Regions from separate parts of the Homo sapiens genome. Here region 1 is linked to region 2. The links are chromatin loops, found by intact Hi-C in ENCODE. Cell type or tissue: IMR-90. All regions are shown on one strand. Links, peaks and the distances in the headings refer to the core of each region. The heading gives the core; the rest is flanking DNA.

Evidence for each region. Hi-C counts contacts between places; a loop is a spot of excess contacts. Peaks named below come from ENCODE experiments on the same cell type or tissue, not always from the same donor. Only the 100,000 strongest peaks of a DNase experiment are listed, where the experiment ranks them.
Region 1: it touches region 2 in a loop (2.2-fold over the local background); 8 of 110 quality-filtered maps call a loop at or near these places.

What each region holds. Positions count from the first base shown.
Region 1 is chr17:70,625,427-70,635,954 of GRCh38, reverse strand. No RefSeq gene overlaps it. Among named protein-coding and RNA genes, the nearest start is that of KCNJ2, 460 kb to the right of the region's middle. In IMR-90, for the core only: a CTCF peak has its summit at 5,849 (motif pointing right); no DNase peak of the experiment used is centred there; H3K27me3 peaks cover 154 bases.
Region 2 is chr17:69,330,206-69,340,733 of GRCh38, reverse strand. It overlaps LOC105371878 (a long non-coding RNA gene), which reads right to left and starts at 8,890. Exons shown (of 4, transcript XR_934949.2): 1 at 8,824-8,890; 2 at 5,408-5,526. In IMR-90, for the core only: a CTCF peak has its summit at 5,515 (motif pointing left); a DNase peak (open chromatin) is centred at 5,503.

The DNA.
Region 1 (10,528 bases), core at 1,557-9,556, 1.3 Mb before region 2:
GTCTTTGTTTCTTTCTGGTTGACCTTTGGGCATCTCTAACATGGTGCTGTCATTCAACGGCTTGAATGAGTCAAGCGCTAAGTGACCAAACTGCTACTTAAAGAAAAAGGTGAATGGGAGGAAGAAGGAAACAAGTATTACATATAAGGAGATTAAAAGACAGAATGACATGTTAAAATATATATATCAACATCATTTCAGTGTCCAAATGTAGGCCTGTATTTAGGGAGACTCAATCTCTTTAGTCCCCAGTGACTTATACCTTTCCAAGTATTCAGAGTCTACACCATTTGTCTGGCAAATTATGATTTCTCACCTAGTGAGAATACATTGTTACTTTTATATTTAACTCACAAAAACTAAGTTGTCCAACCCACCCTTTTGTAATTACTTGTAAATAAGAATAACGCCTCTTAATTTTACCCTGTTATATGCTTAGCATAAATATACACAGAAAGACAAAATTATTTATTTCACTCATTCATTAATTTCATCATTCATCCCATAAATAGTTAATATACACCACGTGGAAGGCATTGCTCCAGTTGCCAGGCATGTAGAAAGAAAAATACAACAGCCCTGATCTCATGAAGCTTCACAGATTCTGAGTTGAAAATAAAAACCTTTTGATTGAACATGAAAGAAAACACCTGTCTATACCATTATCTTTCTTCTTTTCAATGCATTTGTTCTGTCACTACTTTTCATGAGAAAGCCCAAGAGTATTTAAAAAAACCTGTTTTATGATCAAATAGATAAACTTGAAATATTCAGATGTAAGACTAAATAAACTGACTACCTCTAACTATATCACATAACTCGATTTTTGAGTTATACAAGATGTGTAAAGAGATTCTGCTGTCAGAAAAGTAGAACCATTTGGTAACTAGCACTTGGCGTTTGTAGGAAAAAAAGATGGAAATGCAAAGAAAATTATGACTAAGTGTTTTGGATAAAATTAAGATTATCTAGTAATTTAGTTTATGATAAAGGAGATATTTAAATAAGGGAAGAAAGGATGAACTCATCAATACACATGGATAAAAAAATTCATTTCTTTCAGAAAAGAAGTAACAGACTTTTTCTAAACCACAAAACCTACATAAAAAGAAGTTTTTGATAAACTACATGGTTTTGAGGGGAGAGGATACCACTCAACACCTAGAAAAAAATCTGAATTTATTACTTAAATAAGAGAGAACTATGTTTTTTAGGCACCATTTCCCTGATTGCAAAGCAGGAAGCTTATTTTGTATGAGGATTTGGAAGAGGTAGAGCCAGGGACCGGCCGACTTTCAAAGTCAGGAGTTGGTGGATCTCAGCAGTGGAAATGTGCTTATTCAGGTAAGCTATTTGTTGTTTTTTCAGAAACAGGGTCTTGCTATGTTGCCCAGATGGAGTGCAGTGATGTGATCGTAGCTCACTGCAGCCTCAAGTTCCTGGGCTCAAGAGATCCTCCTGCCTCAGCCTCCCAAGTAGCTGAGACTACAGGTGTGAGGCACTACACCCTGCTCAGGTAAGTTTATTGTTGATTGGCCAGCTTTCAGAAATGTGTTCATGGAGTAAGGCTTTTGCTCACCATCTGACTTTGAAAAATAGGTGACTTCCCTGATTGATTTTCAGAAACATGATCACTGACTACAATGGCCATCAGTCTTGAAACAGATTCTACAAATAACGTAATTAAGAATGGGGAAAAGATCTGAATACATACTTAACCAAAAAAGAGATACACAATGGCAGATAAACCTAGGGGGGAAAAGACACTTAACGCTGTTAGTCATTAGAGAAGTGCAAACTAAAACTGCAATGGGATACCACTACACATGCATTACACTTGCTACAATGGAAAAGACTGATCATAATAAATAATGGAAAGGACATGGAGAAACCGGGACCCTCATAAAATGCTGGTCAGAATGTAAAATGCTACAATTGCTTTGGAAAACAATTTGGCAGTTTATTAAACAGTTAAACATATTCCTTTCATATGGTCCAGCCACTCCACTTCTAGATAGTTAACAGAGAAAACTAAAAGCATGTTTATACCCAGGCCCATACACAAATGCTTACAGCAGCTTTATTTGCAATGGCAAAAAGTGGAAACAACACAACTGTTCAAAACAAGTCTGGGTAAAAAAAGTTTGTGCTATAGCTATATGATGAAATACTACTAAACAATGAAAAGGAATGAGGTATTGATACACGCAACAAGACAGATAAATCTCAGTAGTTTAGTTGTGCTTAGTAAAAGACATAAAAGGGTGCATATTGCATGCTTCTATTTATATAAGTTTCCAGAAATGCAAACTAACTTTTAGTGACAGAAAAAGATTGACACTTCTCTGTAGACAAGTGTGGAGGGTGGTGGAAGAGATTACAAAGAAGCCTGAGAAAACTTTTGTGGTGATAGATATGTTTATCTTCTTGATTGTGATGATGGTTTTACAGGTAGATATCTATTTTAAAACTTATCAAATTGTACATAATAAATATGTGCACTTTATGTTAATTAAACATCAATAGAGATGCTAAAATTATGACCCCAATTTGATCATTACACATTGTATTCATCTATCAAAATATCACATGTATCCCATAAATATGTACAAGTACCAGATATCAATAAAAAACTATAGATGAATATATTTATAAGAATATATTGGCCAGGCACGGTGACTCACGCATGTAATCCCAGCACTTTGGGAAGCTGAGGAGGGCGGATCACCTGAGGTGGGGAGTTCAAGACCAGCCTGACCAACATGAAAAAACCCTGCCTCTACTAAAAATACAAAATTAGCGGAGTGTGGCGGTGCATGCCTGTAATCCCAGGTACTCAGGAGGCCGAGGCAGGAGAATCACTTGAACCTGGGAGGCGGAGGTTGTGGTGAGCCAAGATTGTGCCATCGTACTCCAGCCTGAGCGATAAGAGCAAAACTCTGTCTAAAATATATATATAAATAAAGACAAGTAAGGACTTCCTAAGAAAAAACCAAAATATCAAAGACATAAAGTAAAACTATCCTGATTATAAAGTTTTTAAAGTTTAAGTCAGATTTGGATACATGAAGAAAAAAAAGAAAAAATACTGTAAACAATGTTAGCATGGAAAAATTAAAATTGAAGAAAATATTTGCAAAACATTTAATAGACAAATGAATAGTATATGAATATACAACAAGCTCTTATAAATTAGTATAATGGTAATAAACAATAATAGAAAATGGGAGCAGGATATGTCAGAGGGATTCTGACTAGCCAATAGCATATGGAAAGGTATTCAACATCAGTAGGAGCATCGCGCAAGACAACATATGTCTACTGGACCATTTGAAAATTACCCAGTTACTTGCTTGTCTTCCTTCCAAATAGAATCTAAGGGCAAGGTGTCTTGCTCTTGGTAACATTTAATCCCCACTATTTAGCCCCATTTCTGAGAAATAGAGATTTAAAAACGATTTATTCAATGAAGTCACCCCTCCTCCCTCTTTTATGACATAGCCTCTCTTTTCTTTATTTTTTGGCTGTCTTCAGGATCTTGTGCTTTCTCTTCCCCCCCTTTTAAAATCTGAAAAATAAGGGAAGGGTTTCTTTTCTTTGACACACCTGTTCTATTCTTTGTCTCTTGACTATCATCAGGTCTTGGAAGCAATGTATGTTCTGTTACTGAATATTTTTGACTGCTATTCCAAGGCTCACTGACATCATTATGTAATGGAACAATATATCTAACGAGCCAATCTCTGATTTTCTTTTCTTAAAATTCATTTTTTAATTTGCACAATAAAACTCACATTTTTGGTATTAAGTCCCAACTTTGTCTTACCATTTCCATCCATCAAGTAGGAAACATCATCAGTTTTCCCACCTAAGTATCTCTGAAATGAATAAGTCTGTTTTTTTCCCCAGTCTGCCATCACTACCACATATTAGCAAACAACTGCAACAGCCCCTTTCCCAGGTTCCCCTGGGTCCACTATTGCTCCCACCCATTGAGTCTCAGTGAAACCAGTTGGTGTGATCTTTGCATACGCAAACATGCCATTTTCCTTCCTGAGCTATGGAATAGTGACCGCTTGATCATAAGGAATAAAATCCTTAACGTAGCTTAGAGGGCTTCCCTAATCTACCACTGACAATACATCTAATGTAGTAATTTTCTGTTGCTGTCATAACAAATGACCACAAATTTACTGGTCTAAAACAGCAAAAATGTATTATCTTATAGTTCTTGAAGCCAGAAGCCCAACAGGAGTCTCACTGTGGTAAACATCAAGGTGTCTACAGGGCAGCATTCTTTTCTATAAGCTCCATAGGATAATTCACTTTCTTGTCTTTTCTAGCTTTCAGAGACCACCTGGATTCTTTGGCCCTTGACCGCAGCATTTGTCTTTAAAGTCAACAGTCATGGGCCAGTTCTCTGTCATTTGTGGAATCTCTCCTCCCTCTTCTAATTCATTCCTCTGACTCGTTCTTCTCCCTCCCTTTCCTACTTCTAAGACCTCAAGTGGTTTCACTGAACCCACCTCGACAGTCCAGGGTCATTTCCCCATTGTAGTCAGAGGATTAGCAATCTTATTCCATCTGCATCCTCAATTATCTTTTGTCATGTAGTGTATTCACAGTTTCCAGGATTAGATTGTTAATATCTTGGATAGTGGCCCTGGCCTCATTTAATAACTACTCTACTTTACTGTCTATCTACATAAAACTCCCTTCTGTTTTTCAGAGGAAAAGATGGTGCCTGGTGCTGGGCTTCACACTGTTCCCAGTGCAGCAAAAGTTCTTTCTCTCAGCCATTAATCTTTCCCCCTACCTGGTTAAGTCTCATTCTTACTTCATTCTTTATATTAAATGCCACTTTGTCATGGCGGTCACGTTTGACTTTTCCAACCTTCAATATCAGGGCAAATCCCTTTGTTTTAGCATGATCTACTACTTCTTTTCATTAAGTTCCTCACATTTGTATCACTTCCCTTGTGAAATGCAACTTTCATGTTACAACATAGTCAAAAATATTCATTAACAGAGCATACTTGCTGTAAAAAACCTGATGATAGTCAAGAAACAAAGAATAAAACAGGTGTGCCCAAGAATAGAAACCCTTCCCTTTTAGTTCATAGATTTTGAGAAGGGGAAGAGGAAAAAAAGATCCTGAAGAGAGCCAGGGACAATATCTGCCTTGTCTACTCTGGCATCCCAGCACCTAGCAGGATACCTGGCAAATCAGTGGTGAGTACATTAGGAATTGAAATGAAATTTTTACTCCTTATCTCAATCATCATATTCCCTCTGCCTTGATTCCACTTCTTCTACCACTCTACTCCCCAAAGTTTTACTCTATTTGACTAATTTCTACCACCCTTTTAATACGCAACCATAGTGTTTTCTTTTTTTGTAAGTATCTCTCAATGCACCACTCTGAGCTAGGTGGTTCAGCCAAAGGATTTCTAGAGCATCTCTCAGTCATGGCTCCAACATTGTAATAGCATTCATCATCAGTTCTACCTTGAGGACAAACAATATATTCTTATTAAGCCATGTGCCTCCAGGACCTGACACAGGCCCATACATGGAAAGCACTCAATAAAAGGTGGAAATAATCAATTAATGAGTTTCTTCCTGCAAAAATAAAATTGCATCCATTTATTTGCAAAACAAAATCATCAAAGTTGTTGAAAAATGTGTATGCTGATAAAAAAAACTCTTCTCTCTCTTTCTCTCCGTGTGTGTGTGTGTTTTTAAATTAATTTGTTTTATTTATTTGCCATGAACCCATGGCATTAGAATAAAATTCATTACACTTGAAAATATAATATAGCTGTGCTACCACAAGATGGCAGGGGAGTATCGTGCTCGCCATGTGCACGCATATTACATAATAAGTATTTTTTATATATATATATATATGCAGTATATACACACATATGTATTATATTTCATGTTTTTTTCCCTGAATAATCAGTACCTATTAGTGTAGAATAAATTACTAACACATGAATCCTGTTCTCAGTATATTACACAGAGGAAAACTCTAGCTAACCTTTTCACTCTGCTTTGACTAAAATTCAAGGTATAATCACTTTCTCAACTCTTTGTTTTCTTTCCTAGAACTCTAGTAGGTACCATTTGATGCATGGCTGCTATGAACCAGGAATCAGTTCCATAGATAGTTAATATCTATGGTTTTCCAAGGGGAAACTGAAGCTAAGAAATGTTAGCTATCTTACCTAAAATCACTTGATATAATTTTGAGCTTAGCATTTAAACCCAGGTCTTTATATAATTTAATTTCAAAACTACCATTATTCCTGCTAGGCAATTCTGCCTCCATAGCTCTGTGTGTGTGTGTGTGTGTGTGTGTGTGTGTGTGTGTGTGTGTGTGTGTGTCTGTGTGCATGTGTGTGTATGTTCTCTTCCATAGTCCTATCTTTTTACTATTGTCTGTTTTTGAAAGGTAAAATTACGATCCAACCAAAAGATTTTTCCTCAATCAAAACTTTGAAATGGACTTGCCCTCTCTGTCCCAATCCCAACCCTTTTACATTCAGTAGTCTCATCAAGATGGACCAAGCTAGAGAATGTCCTGTGTCTTCCTCAGAGCTGCAGGAGGTCAGGGGGTAATGATGATGCCTAAACTGAAGTCAAGAGATCTGACGTCAAATAGCTTGTGATCAGCAGAGCTGAGAAAGATAACACTTTTAAAAGCAATTCTACTTGGACACGGTGAAGTTGGGAAGAACTCTCTTGCAAATAAACATATAACTAACAAATTTGATAACCAAGCATTTTATACAATAGGTATGGGATTTTAAAATAAAGATTCAGAGATGAATGGCTTGTTTTAACTGTAGCAGATTTTGGACACAGTCAGTAGTCATTTAGAAACCTGGGGGCACCATTTTCCAGAGATTCTGAATTTTGCCTTCTTATTTTTGGACTAGATGACTCTCAAAGTCTCCAGAACATGGATAAGTGAAAGAAAGAATTTATATATTAGACAGATATCAAGGAGCTTGAATCTTTACTTTTGTGATTCTGAGCAATAAGATTGACATACATGAATTTTAAGAGTCTGTAGAAGAAGCACAATATGGTACAGAGACAATGACAAATGTCTTTACTTGAAACAATTAAAAAGAGATTTCACGGCCGGGCGCGGTGGCTCACGCCTGTAATCCCAGCACTTTGGGAGGCCGAGGCGGGTGGATCACGAGGTCAGGAGATCGAGACCACGGTGAAACCCCGTCTCTACTAAAAATACAAAAAATTAGCCGGGCGCAGTGGCGGGCGCCTGTAGTCCCAGCTACTCGGGAGGCTGAGGCAGGAGAATGGCGTGAACCCGGAAGGCGGAGCTTGCAGTGAGCGGAGATCGCGCCACTGCACTCCCGCCTGGGCGACAGAACGAGACTCCGTCTCAAAAAAAAAAAAAAAAAAAAAAAGAGATTTCACTAATGCTATGCCAACGTTTTAGGAAGCAGTTGGAAAAGTCTTGTAATTAAGGAAAGTCAGATATCTCAATACAAGCAGACTCAGTCTATCTTCGTTGAAAGCTGAAGTTTAGCTCATCTTGCAGTCTGTCAATGGTTAAAACAATCGTCAGGGCCTCTTAACCAGCTCAAACATACACACAAAGTAAGTACAGGGATGCATTAGAAAATTAATGTTTGCAGCAATGTATTATCAACTAGTAAAATTAAACTGATGAATAATGTTGCTTCATCAGTGGTTGGGAGAAGAGAAACAGCCACTCACTGAGAAATTAATTTACTCAATAATGGAAACTTGCATTTTATAGATTTTAATGGATACCTAATAATGTTGCTTTTATTAAATATGTAAATTGCAGATTTAACAATGCATGAGATAAATAGGACATTAATTATAATTAAAAGTGTTGAATATTCTAGAAGTTATAGTTGTTTTTCTTAGAAAAATAGTAATGTTCAATATTAAAATTTTAATCTTAAAGAGAAAAAAACACCCTTTAATTGGCTCTCAAATTCCCTGAGCCCTACCATGATGTAATGCTTTCCCAGTGGCAGATTAAGCCATATTCTCCCATCTATATGGAGGGAAGCAAACAGATAGTTTTAAAAGCAACAAGAAATTTCCTGTTCCACAGAGAGTAATAGCATAATGTATGAAGTTGAGCCTCCAACTGTCCAGCAATGGGCCAGACCCATTCAAGTTGTGCTGTAAAGGTGAAGAGGTACAAGGTGAACTACCACACTCCATCAATTCTCCAAAAACGGGTGAGACGGAACATGTGTCACTGGTAGTTTAATTTTCTCACTTTCCTGATTGCTGTGTAGCTGTTAGCAGGCTGACTGTGGCTTTACCCCTCCTGTTAGAAGAGGGCACCTTAGGGGAACCTCAAGGAAGGCACAGAAGATAGGAGGTTGTTTGTATGGAAATGGAAAGTTCACTGAATCCCTGCAGTATTAGAACGTTCATGGCTTATACGGTGCATCCTAACATGTCCTGCAGGATGTAATGTTCAAATAAATTTAGCACAACTTTTAAAACTTAAATTCACTGTAAAGAAAAGGACAGGCTGAGCGGGGTGGCTCATGCCTGTAATCCCAACACTTTGGGAGGCCAAGGCAGGATTGCTTGAGCCCAGGAGTTTGAGACCACCCTGGGCAACGTGGTAAAACCCCATCTCTATAAAATATAAAAATAAATAGCCGGGCATGGTGGCATTTATCTGTGGTATCAGCTACTTTAGAGGTTGAGGTGAGAGGATCGCTTGAGCCTGGGAGGTTGAGGCTGTAGTAAGCTATGATCGTGTCATTGTACCCCAGTCTGGGCAACAAGCATGATCGTGTTTCTATCCACACACACAAAGAAGAAAAAGTACGAACAGGAAAGAGATGCTAATCGTTTTCAGAAGCAGGAATCCTCTGCATTGAGTTATTAATTTTAATTACTTCTTCCCACTTTAGTGCCGCTAGCTAATGGGCCTCTTCCAAAACCTGAGGATTTTGCTGCGGTTGTTGCTTAAATAATATAATACCGTTGAAGGAATAAAACAATGAAACAATGTTTTCCTCCAGATCATTAGCATTGGAGTGAATAAATAAAACAAGGCAAAACAAAATCTTAAATATCCTCTGATGATGTCTTTTAAACTGTCATTTGTCTGGGATTAATAAAAGTAACTACTTATTAATAGTAATGAAAACATTGTTTCTGGGAAAACAGCACATCTAATTCGTAGGCAGTTTAGGCTTGAAGGTGAACATGATCTTTGGCAAAAGGATCATTTAGAGAATTCTTCATCATGATTAAAGTAATAAAATTATTAATACAAATAAAATGATTAAACAGTTGATGTTTTTCTCATGAAATAACAGAACAGCTGGGGTTGACCTGGTAAGATTTGAGGCAACGCTGGTCACTAATGACTTTCAGTTTTCGTATTAATAGCCCCAAGAATGATCTGGAAGAAGTAAACTTCTTCCAAATCCATGTTTTCTAATTAAGTCCATTACATACACACACAATAGCTTGTTGACTTGCTTTCCTACTCCAATATTATTCAGAACTGCATGTTCTAAGCTATACCAGTCTTTTTATGCAAAACCATCATTTGGCATTATCCCCATTTGTACTTAAAACTACTAGCCTTGCGAAGACATCTTTCCAAAGGTGAAAACTTAATAATTCACAGAATGACTATAGACACAGTTCTATTCTCATGCTGAATTGTTGGTTCCCACTTTCTCCTCCCTTCCCTTGTCATCTGTTTCTGATTCTAATACAGTCTTCACTAAGATCAGTATATTTTCATGCTCTGAATTTTTGAGTTTCTTGGAATTTCTTTTTTCCTGATCCACAGAGCAATATTTCAGTTAAAGTCTTAATAAGTGTGTGCTTTTTAGTTGACCTCCAAATTTTCTTAATCAAGAAAAGGCAGAGAAATGTTGGGCTTATTTCAAATTATTTTTTTCAGATAATCACTATATATTATGCATAATTTTATATAACTTTGCTAGACACTACAGTAAGAATAGAAACACAACCCTCAGTTCTATCTTGTGTTCTGCATTACTAAAATTAATGGAGGTGTTTTCAATTTAAGAATTTTAAAAATTCTTAAAAAGGATGGGTATTTTCTAGTCGTATCCAAGTACTTTCTAAAAAACAGTAAAGATTGGAACATTTTTCAAGGAGTCTGAGAAGACTAGTTCTCACACTGAGAGGACAGTAAATTTAGCCAGCCTATAGGGAGAAATGAATTGCAGTGTTTTAAGGAACTCATAGTCCTGTAGAACATTCCCTGAAAGCCTTATTTCTGTTTAGAAAAGCTGTATTTCTTACTCTCCATCAGACTTTTTCAGGTATGTTTATCATCATAAAGTCAATCACCAAACAAAGCGATTTTTACTGAAAAGAAGAGAGGCTTTAAAGTGAGACTTAATTGTGAATGCTTTGTCCTCTCATTTGACAATATGGTGCATTGCGGTCTGACTTTCAGCCAAGGAAAACTTAAGGGAAAAATAGAAAGTTATAGAAGCTGCTT
Region 2 (10,528 bases), core at 1,188-9,187:
CTATCCTAAGCCATATGTTACATAATGTGTATCAGAACAGCTAGAGTTAAAATGTTTCCTTTACTTTAATTCACACTTTTCTTCTTTTCCTTAGTTTGTAAAAGAATGAATACAAGCCATTTTAACATCATGAAACAACAGTAAAAATAAAAATAAAAAATTATTTGAAAAATAAAAATCTTCACAAGAAAATAAAAGGTCTACACAAAAATAGGTAAACTCAAGGAATCCTACTTAGAAAACTTATCTGACTAGATAGACTGTCTTTTTAGAAAATGACACAAAAAATATGCCAAAAATAATAGTTGAGTTACTTGAAAATAATTGACAATCTAGGAACCAGAAGTGTACAAATATGATTTTTTTTTAATTAAAGTTTCCAATTTAACAAGCGCTCTTCCAAGTCAGTCCTCAGGCTTAAGTGCAGACATAGAGAAAGTTAAAAAACAGGACCGGCCTCATGGCACAATTTGGACATGGGTCATGTTTATATTTCGTATCCTGTCCCTTCCCCCAACATGCTGGGTGAGTTTGTACCTCTATTCCCTCTTGTCATCAAATGATTTCATAGTGTTCTCTGGCACTCCAGGGCTGAACCCATGTTAATATTCTATCTTGCAAGTTTATCCTTGTAAGTTTATCCTCCTAAGGAAATGTACTCATATTACGTTCCCTTTCCTTGAGAACTAGGGTCATAAAACAACTGCAATAAAGTAACATAAGCCACATTCTTCTAAGTATTAATAGCATAACATTTATCATGGTTGTTCACAAATCTGGCTAAGTATCAGAATCATATGGAAGCCCTTTTAAATCTATACATTTCCAGATTTCATATCTTAGAGATTCTTTTTTCAGATCTTGGACAGGTTCTGACAGTCAAAAATAATAAATACACAAACAAAAGCTTCTTGGATGATCCTAATACCCAGCTAGATGTAGAATCTACTGACATTATACTGTTTTACAGTTGACTATGTAATGGATATCTCCTTCACTATTAAATTTCTTGATGGCAGGGACTATGTTTTTAAATTTTGCATCCTTTAGTAGAGTTCCTTGTGCATGTCACAGTAAGAGCTCAATGACCATGTGTGGAATTCAGTTGAATAATGGCTGAAATTTCTTGCCAGTTATAGGCATATTGATGGACTTTCTTTCCTATGTAGTAACTAAAAATACTATCTTATGATTTTCACACTGTTACAGATACTATAAATATTCGTATTTGAATTAGTAGTATATGAAGTAACTTCTCTCAAACATATGAAAAGATTAGGCATAAAAGCATCAAATTTACAAAAACTAAAATAAAATATAATTGACTTTTTGAGAGCTTTGGGAATTGGTGGTGATTTTTTAAGCTTAGAAAACCTGGATTAATAAAGACACGTATGTACTCCTCATATGATTTCAGCTCATTTCCAGTGCCTTTGGGTAGATATTGCCAACAGATGAAGGCACTCTTTTTTATTAAAATGGGACTTCGCTTTAGAATCCTTCTTAACCACGTATTTTACAACCAATAAGAAATTATGTGATGAGGTAGGTGAATTAAAAATGAGTTGTCTATCTTTGAAATAAAACAAAAGGTAATCAAGTTTGATTTTAAGATGCCATTTCTTAATTTTTTAGGCCTTTCTTGCCTTCCACTTGAGTGATTTTTTTCTTCTCCTTTTATCTTTTACTAATTTACAAGTTACATATCTCTACCTTTTAGTGGTATGTTAGTGGGAGATTACCTTGATGCAATGGTGTCTCCAAGTCCTTTACCAAAGGGCTGGCCCAGACAGGCTCATGGACCCAAGTAAGATGCTGAGATCACAGTTTATTGAATCAATTTAAAGGATACAGCAAGAAGCAAGGGGAAAGGGGCAGAGTAGGTTAATAATGTACTTAGGAAAGGGTGCAATTAGTATACGATTGAGTTAACTGAAGCCTATTCTATAAAATGTTTATATGTCCTCTCTTCTATTTTTCTATATTAATTCTTCCTGCTAACATTGTGGTTATAAGGACCAGAATTGCAGATAAACAAAGAAGACTTGGCAGATGGAGGGTGCCTAGAGCCAATTTATATTTTCTCTGCAAGAAAGACTCAGGGACTGGTCCGCCTGGCTATAGTTGTAACTCACCACTGTTACCTGTTGAGCACCCATGGATTTTATCTGTCTTGAGCAGAGGATACATGGAGCCAAAATGAGTCCTCATTAATATTTGGTGCCTTGGGTGTTTCATGAATATTTGGTGCTTACCCAGTCCTTCCATATCTTCTTATTTATGCACTCAGTACACACATACTCTACTTACCTTATATATCTAACATATATATGTATCTCTTAATTAATTCTTCCTTTCTTTCATTTTCTAGTCCCTGAATTGAATATTCTTAAATAATGTAGCAAATACACATGACAGATGTCTTGAAATTTTTAACATGCATACTCCAATTTACAATTTCCAAAATTAATAATAACTGTAGCCTCCTCTCAAAAAATGGAATTTAGAAACAGAGTATTTTCAACCTGACTTCCTCTTCTTTCATGTTATAGCATCTTAATTTTCTTGGTTATAATACATTATTTATATGTCAATACTTAGTTTCTCCAAATTTTATTCAGTTTCCTTGTTCAATATTTCTTCTTACATCTTGCTTCTTCCTTTTGGATTCAATTTCCTTCTTTTTGAAGTACATCTGTCAGTAGTCGTTTCAGCCTACGTCTGTGAATGGTAAACTCTAGTGGTCTTTATCCGACAACTTTTCTCATTTTCATTTTGACAGCTTAGTTGAGAATAGAATTTCCCATAGCCCTTTAAAAATTTTATTTTAATCTTTCTTTTTACTAGTGGCACTTTTATTGTCAATTTTATTTTTGTTTCCTCATAGGTAGGTTATTGTTGTTGTTGTTTGAGACAGGGTCTTACTCTGTCACTCAGGCTGGAGTGTGGTGGCAAGATCATGGCTCACTGTAGCCTTGACTTCCCCGACTCAAGTGATCCTCCTGTTCAGCCTCCCAAGTAACTGGGATGACAGACATGGGCCACCAAGCCCAGCTAATTTTTTAAATTATTAATTTTGGAGACTCCATGTTGCCCAGGCTGGTCTTGAACACTTGGGCTCAAGTAATACTCCTGCCTCGGCCTTCCAAATTGTTGGATTATAGGCGTGAGGTACTATGCCCAGCCTATAGGTATGTTTTCTTTCTTGCTTTGTTCTTAGGAATTGTTTTTCTTGTTTTGGTGCTCTTTAATTTTAACTAGAAGTGTTCTGATATTGATTTCTTTTAAAACATGTATCCTGTTAAGGACTTACTGCATTCTGGTTCATATCTATCTTTGTATCTCACACATTCTCTGCTATCTTCTCTTTGAATCAGGCCTCCCCTCCATTTTATTTCTTTTCTTTCTTTTTAGATCTTCTATTAAATATGTGTTAGATCTTGTTATTATACTCTTAAGGATATAACTTCACTTTTATACTCTCCATTTTTTAATCCTCTGTATAATTTCTTCAGATTTATTTTCCAATTTAATAATTATCTCTTTCACTGTATCTAGTCCATCTATTTAACCCATATGTAGAGCTTTTTATTTTTAATAGAAATAAGCTCTATGACAGTAGGAAATTCACGTATCTTATTCACTATTTTATCTTTGGAACCCAGAACAGTGCTAGAACTCTGCAGATGTTCAATAAGTATCAAAATTATTAATAGATCAATAAATTCCTTTTTTCAAATATTTTTATTTTTTCTTATACTTTTCCTTCATTTGATTTTTATTTTCCTTTATGTTTTTAATCATTTTATGGATTTTTCTTTGATAGTCACTTCCAGGTTTTTTTTTGTTTTGTTTTGTTTTGTTTTTGATAGAGACAGGGTCTCACTATGTTGCCCAGGCTGGTCTCAAATCTAGGCCTCAAGCAATCCTCCTGCCTTGGACCTCCAAAGTGTTGGGATTACAGGTGTGTGTCACTGCACCTAGTGGTCAGATTGCTTTATTAACTCAAGTGGTTGGGGCACAGATTTTTCTATTTGTTGTGTCTTCTCATATGCCTTTTGGTAGATTGTTTCTTTGTGTAGTGTGCAAATTTTATTGAGAGCTCACCTTTACTGAAAGCCATTTATTCTGTGGGATTCTTTTGTTTCCTGAGTTGTGTATATGTCCTCATCAAGGATTTTATATTTGCTTCTATAGGGCCTGGCTCTTTCTTAGGATTCTCTTTTCAAATGATAAGGTAAAATTAGATTTCCATTGGCAGAGGCTTTCAATATTCACAGGAACCATTACTCTCACCCCTACTCATCCTAGACTTCTAAGGCTTCAAAAAGTGAAAACCTCTTTAGGGTTCTAGTTTATGTAGGAATGTTAGTTCCAGATCCTCATAAGTGGCTTTAGGACCACATCTTTTAGTCCCAAATGGGGTTAAACCTCAGCTCCTGGACCTTATTATTGTGACTTTGAATTTCTTCTTCAATTCTGGTATCTGAAGCCTTTGCTGTCTCTGTTTTAAACTCAGCTTTATATTTTAAAATACTCATACTCTATTCATTATTTCTATATATTTGGAGAAGGCAGGAGTCTCATGCCATGGGAAAAAAGGGAAAATGGGGAAAAGATGATTTGATTCCACAGGTTTTGCTAATGAATTTCATCCAACTCACACATGAGACTACCATTAAGAATCACCGTATTATTTTGTTATTCTTAGAGTTTTTTGCAATAGTCTTATGGATATTAACATTAAACCCAATTCAATAAATAATAATATGTAAAATATTTCAGGATATATAGACTACTAAGACAGTCTCTGCACTCAAGAGGCAAACATTGTATAGTACAGAGATTAAGTAAATTTCATAAATAATCACAATGCAGGAAGCCTAATTGCTATGGAGATGCATATAGCTCTTTAGAATAATACATTACACGTATTATCAAACAAATTACTAAAATTGTTAGAAGAATGGAAAAGGAATCAGAAGAAGGCATTTTCAAGTAATAGTAACAGGAAAAACTTCATGATAGTGGTACTAGTTGAAATGTGCCTTGAAGAATGACTAGGATTTCTGAAAATAAAAACTATGAGGGAGGGGTCAGAAGGGAGGTAGTGGCTTTTCAAAGTAGAAAGAAAAGCATTAGCTTAGACAAGGAGCTTGGAGGGTGGAGGGCCTCCAATAAGGAACAAGTAATCCAATTTTCCAGGTTAGGATGTTAGAAAAGCAGTATCATTAGAAAGTAAAAGTAAAGAAATGTAAAAAAAAAAAAGGGGTATGGGGGTTGGTAAAAAATGGGCAAAAATTAAAGCTAATTTAATTTAAAATGTTTTACTGTCATATTTATCTAAAGAGAAAAGATAATGTTGGGTTAATTTTTAAGGATAAATTTAAAAACCGGGATCACTTACATCTTAGGTTGGGCAAGTTTCTTCTTCTCAATGACCTGATCCTCTGATTGGTTAGTTTTACAGTTTCCAGGAAGGTAAACGGAATCAGCATTTTGGTCTCTCAGGCATACAAGTACCATCTAGTGGCAAAGGAAAGCAACCACAAGAATGAAATTATACAGGAAACATTTGCTTGTTTATTTTGAATTTTATTTATATTATAATTAGCTAATAACAGAAGGCCATGTTCTACTTGAATAGGGAAATAAAGTACCCTTTAATCAAACATTGCTTGATTATTGGATTAAAAGAATGTGAGATCAGACAAACATGGGTTATAAAGAGCTTATTAAATATGAAATGTTTGAAAATTTTACAAGAAGTTAATATCAAATTATATTTTGGGAATAAAACTTAAAGAAGGATCTACTTGAGTTTAAAGAGAGAGAGAGAGAAAAAGAAAGTCAATGTAAATGACGAAGAGGCAGAAATACTGAAGGTAACTATTTCTTTTTTTTTTTTTTTGAGATGGAGTTTTGCTCTTGTTGCCCAGGCTGGTGTGTAACGGCTCAATCTCGGCTCACCGCAACCTCCACCTCCCAGTTTCAAGCAATTCTCCAGCCTCAGCCTCTTGAGTAAGTGGGATTACAGGCATGCGCCACCACACCCAGCTAATTTTGTATTTTTGGTAGAGACGGGGTTTCTCCATGTTGGTCAGGCTGGTCTCAACCTCCCGACCTCAGGTGATCCGCCCGCCTTGGCCTCCCAAAGTGCTGGGATTACAGGCATGAGCCACTGTGCCCGGCGAAGGTAACTATTCTTTTGGAATTTTCTCTGCTTCCACTTTGCCTAACTCCTACTTAGCCTTCAAATCTTTAGATATGTCTTCCTCTAAACAATGTTCCTTGACACCCCAGGTCTGTATTAGATGAATCACCAATGTCCTTCTATGGACCACTATTCCCATGATGCTACTGACCACACTTCTTTGTCACTTCCCATTTTATAGCCCTCATTGCAATCAATAATCCTAAACAGCTAGAGCCATGTCTGTTTCATCCACTGTTCTATCCCAAAGGCTTAGGATAGTACCTGACATGTAATAGGTAATTCACAAATATTTACAGAATGAATGGACAGATTAATGAAGAAAGAGAATAACTGTGATGGAAATGTTCAAGGTACAAATATCGAAAGCTAGTATCAGTAAAGTTTAAGAAAACAAAAAGTTTCCAGAAAATTATTAGTTGAAAAAACTTTTTTTCTTCATTGTACATTGATTCCCTACAGGACATCCATTTATTTATAATTTCTGGTACTTTATAGTTTTCAGAGTACTTCTCTACCTCGGTGAAGAAAAAATAATAGTTCACAGCTCACATATCATTGCAGAGATCAAATAAAAGGCTACACATAAAGCATATAGAAGAGTATGCAGCACATATTACATGCTCAACAGTTGGATTTTATTATTTCCTATACCTCATCTCATAAGTTCTTTGAAGCAGCACAGAGTCAAAGAAGGAAGCTATTTTAGATTTCTGTTTTACAAATTAGGAAACAGTGATTATGGAAACTAACCATGAGTAATATATGATCATGGAGTCACATCAGTTACTAAGTTTCTAAATCCACAACATCTAAGTAATAGTTATTGTCCCTTCTATGGCATCATGTTGCTTCCTTAGAGAGACAAGAGAGAAGAAAGGACATGTGGATGCTAAATAAGCACAGCATTGCAATGCAGAGAAGGAAAATACAATATAAAAAGTGTACTAGCTTTTCTCTTGCTTCCCTGACAAATTGCCACAGCCTTTAGTGATTTAAAACAACACAAACTTATTATTACAGTTCTGTAGGTTAGAAGTCCAATACAGGTGGGGCACAGTGGCTCACGCCTGTAATCCCAGCACTTTGGGAGGCTGATGCAGGAGAATGGCTTGAGCCCAGGCATTCAAGACCAGCCTGGGCAACACAGTAAGACCCCCATCACTACAGAAAATTAAAAAATTAGTTGGATGGGTGGCATGCACCTACAATCCCAGCTACTTAGGATGCTGAGGCAGGAGAATCGCTTGAGCCCAGAAAATTGGGGCTGCAGTGAGCTATGATTTCCTCACTGCACTCCAGATTAGGCGACAGAGTGAGAACCTATCTCAAAAACAAACAAACAAACAAACAAACAGAAGTTCAACACACAGATCTCTCTGCGATAAAGTCAAGGTGTTCCCAGGGCTCTCTGTTCCTTCCTGGAGGTTCTAAGGGATAATCCGTTTCCCGGCCTTTTCCAACTTCTAGAGGCCATCCACATCCCTTCCTCCATCTTCACTGCCAGCAGTGGTGGATTGAGTTCTCCCATCACATAATTCTAGTCTCCTCTTCTGCCTCTCTCTTTTACTTTTAAAAACCTTTGTGATTATATTGCATCCACTGAGATAATCAAGGAAAATCTCCTTGATTTTAAGATCAGCTAATTAGCAACCTTAATTCCATCTCCAATCTTAAATCCATTTCTCCACATAAATGAACATATTCACAGGTTCCAGGGATTAGGACGAGTGGGGGTGGGGATCATTATTCTGCCTATTCCAGGGGAATATTGGCAAGGGGATGAAAGGGAGGAGGAAGGTAGGGCAGTATTTTCAAATGGAAGTGTTAGAGGTATAACTTCAGGCTATCCTCACATTGATCTTGGCAGACACTAAAACCTCTGAATGTTTTTCGCATGGCTAAGCTACAACCCATCCCACTTTGTACTTGTGCTATTGTATTTTTCAACTTGAATGCAGACATTTTCATATATTTATGTTAAATTTTATCTTTTAGGTTTTAGCTCACAGTTCAAATTGTTAAAATAATTTTGTTTTCTGGTTCTGTCTTCAGTCATATTTGCTATGCTATGTAGTTTTTGTTTCACCTGTTGATTTGACCACAATGATTTCTTCACCTATGTAATTTATGAAAAATATGAACAAAAATCAGGGTACAGTTATCCAACTAATTTTGAATTTACCTAATCATAATTAAATCAGGCCCCTATTTTAGGCACATCCACAAAGATATGAAAGACTGGATTAAATGCTTTGCTGAAATTAATTTATATCATGGCCATAACATTCCATCTTCTCTCAAAGATCAAATAAAGAAGTGTGGTGTGACTTGTCTTATTTTAGTCAGTCTGGTTCCGAGTGACCACCAAATTCTAATACATTTAACTATGGACTCTGGAGTTTTACTTTTCTGTTCTACAGTTTTCAATGTCTACCTTTTCACCATGTTTTAAGCAAGTGATCTATCATCTTTTTCCTTTTTTACAGTTTCTCAGAACTCACCAGCAATAGATCTTAGGTTACTTGTAAACAGCTGTGGGACGTAATTTGTCCCTGGAAACATGAACTTATTTGAAACAGATGGGTGTTTTCTTACTACCTCCTCACCTGTCTCAAGTTTCAGTCCTCTTTGTATGTTGTTTCACCTTTACCAACGTAAAGTCCATTTTCTTTACTGAAAAGGAAAAGAAAAGAAAACTTGAGTCAAATTTCTCTTTAATGTTTACATTATTCTCTTAGGTAAATTACAAACTGTGTTTATAAAAATTTATGAAGGTTTATTTCTCTCTGCCCTCTATTATAATTCTTCACTCTAATTAAACCAATCTTCCCATTTTTCCCTCTTGAAGTTAACAGGTATCTCTAGTTCTCAAAGATTTCTCTACAGCATTTTATAATTTGCACCACATAATTTAACAGTGGAAGAAATATTATCTTCCTTATTTGATGCTTTTATAGTATTTTTTAAAAAACTCTCAGAACAATTGTTGATTTCTTTACCTTTTTTCGTTTGGTTCACCTAGAAAGTTGGGAGATTTTACCAAACAAGAATACTGGACACTTAATAAATACTTGTTGGTTGGTTAAGTTTTAAACAACAAATTTGGCTGTACATTCTTCAAATATCAGTCTCTTTGACTAATTTTTCTGTTTGGAGAAACAAAAAGGGTAAAATACTTAAAATTATTTTTGTTGTAATAAAAACAATAGTAATAATAATATTAGTAGTAATAATAAAAATCAAACTAAAACTACCTTTAGAAGTCATTCTCTTCTCCAATCCCTCCCCTGTAACCCTCCAACAATTATCAATTAATCATATTACTGAGCTATTTAATAACAATTTCAGCCACATTTGATATGCTAGTTTGGAATTCTATTTACTGGTAAAGCTGCTTGATTCCCTGCCTACTTTGTCAGCCAAGGCTGCATTTCTTTATATGTTTTAACTCATTCTAGACAAACGTACCAATTTGAAATAGCGAATACTGAATCTAAACTCTGAATATATAAACCACATCATTTCTCTTGAAACCTTTTTTTACCCTTGTAGAAATGTTAAATGTTTAAAAACAAATAATAGCATTTAATAATCACAGATTTTAAAAAATAGTCATGTAATTTTCAATGTATTTTAATCATGCAAATTAATGTACTAAGTTGATAGTAAAAAAGGTGCTGTAACAATTTAACAATTTTGCTCTTAATTTTGGCAAAAATGGCATAGAGACTCCATTAAATAAGGCTTTGATGTCTAGCAAATTAAAAAGTAACACAAATAGAATTCATTGTTCACCAGCAGGAGGAGGGTAGGTTGTAGGTTCGTATCTAGGGTAGCAAGCCTTATTCTCTTACTCTACATTAAATACTGTCAAAATTCCGGTTCACCATTAATTTTGTACAGCTAGGCAACTTGTGAAATCTCAATCTACAACTCCCATGATTTATGTATTCCCATCTGATTTATTTGTCTAAGAAATGTATTAATGAGATGTGGGGACTAGAATTGCCACCATGGCAACCCATCAGTATGGCTTGTTTCCCTTTCCTAGATACGGAAGCTCAGAAAGGAACATCTTCCCTGAAGCTGCTTACTTAGTACTGGGACCTGGTAACTATGGAAATTTAGATTGAGATTATATGGCTACATTGTTTACAAGGTACAAATAGTTTGATAAATAACCTGTTCAAACAGACAGTAAAATATGTCAGGGTCCATACATCAATTTGTGGCAATCTTTTTATTAATAGGTCTTATTTAGTATTCCCTCTGTTAAATTATTCTTACAACTGCATTACATCTGTATTAGTC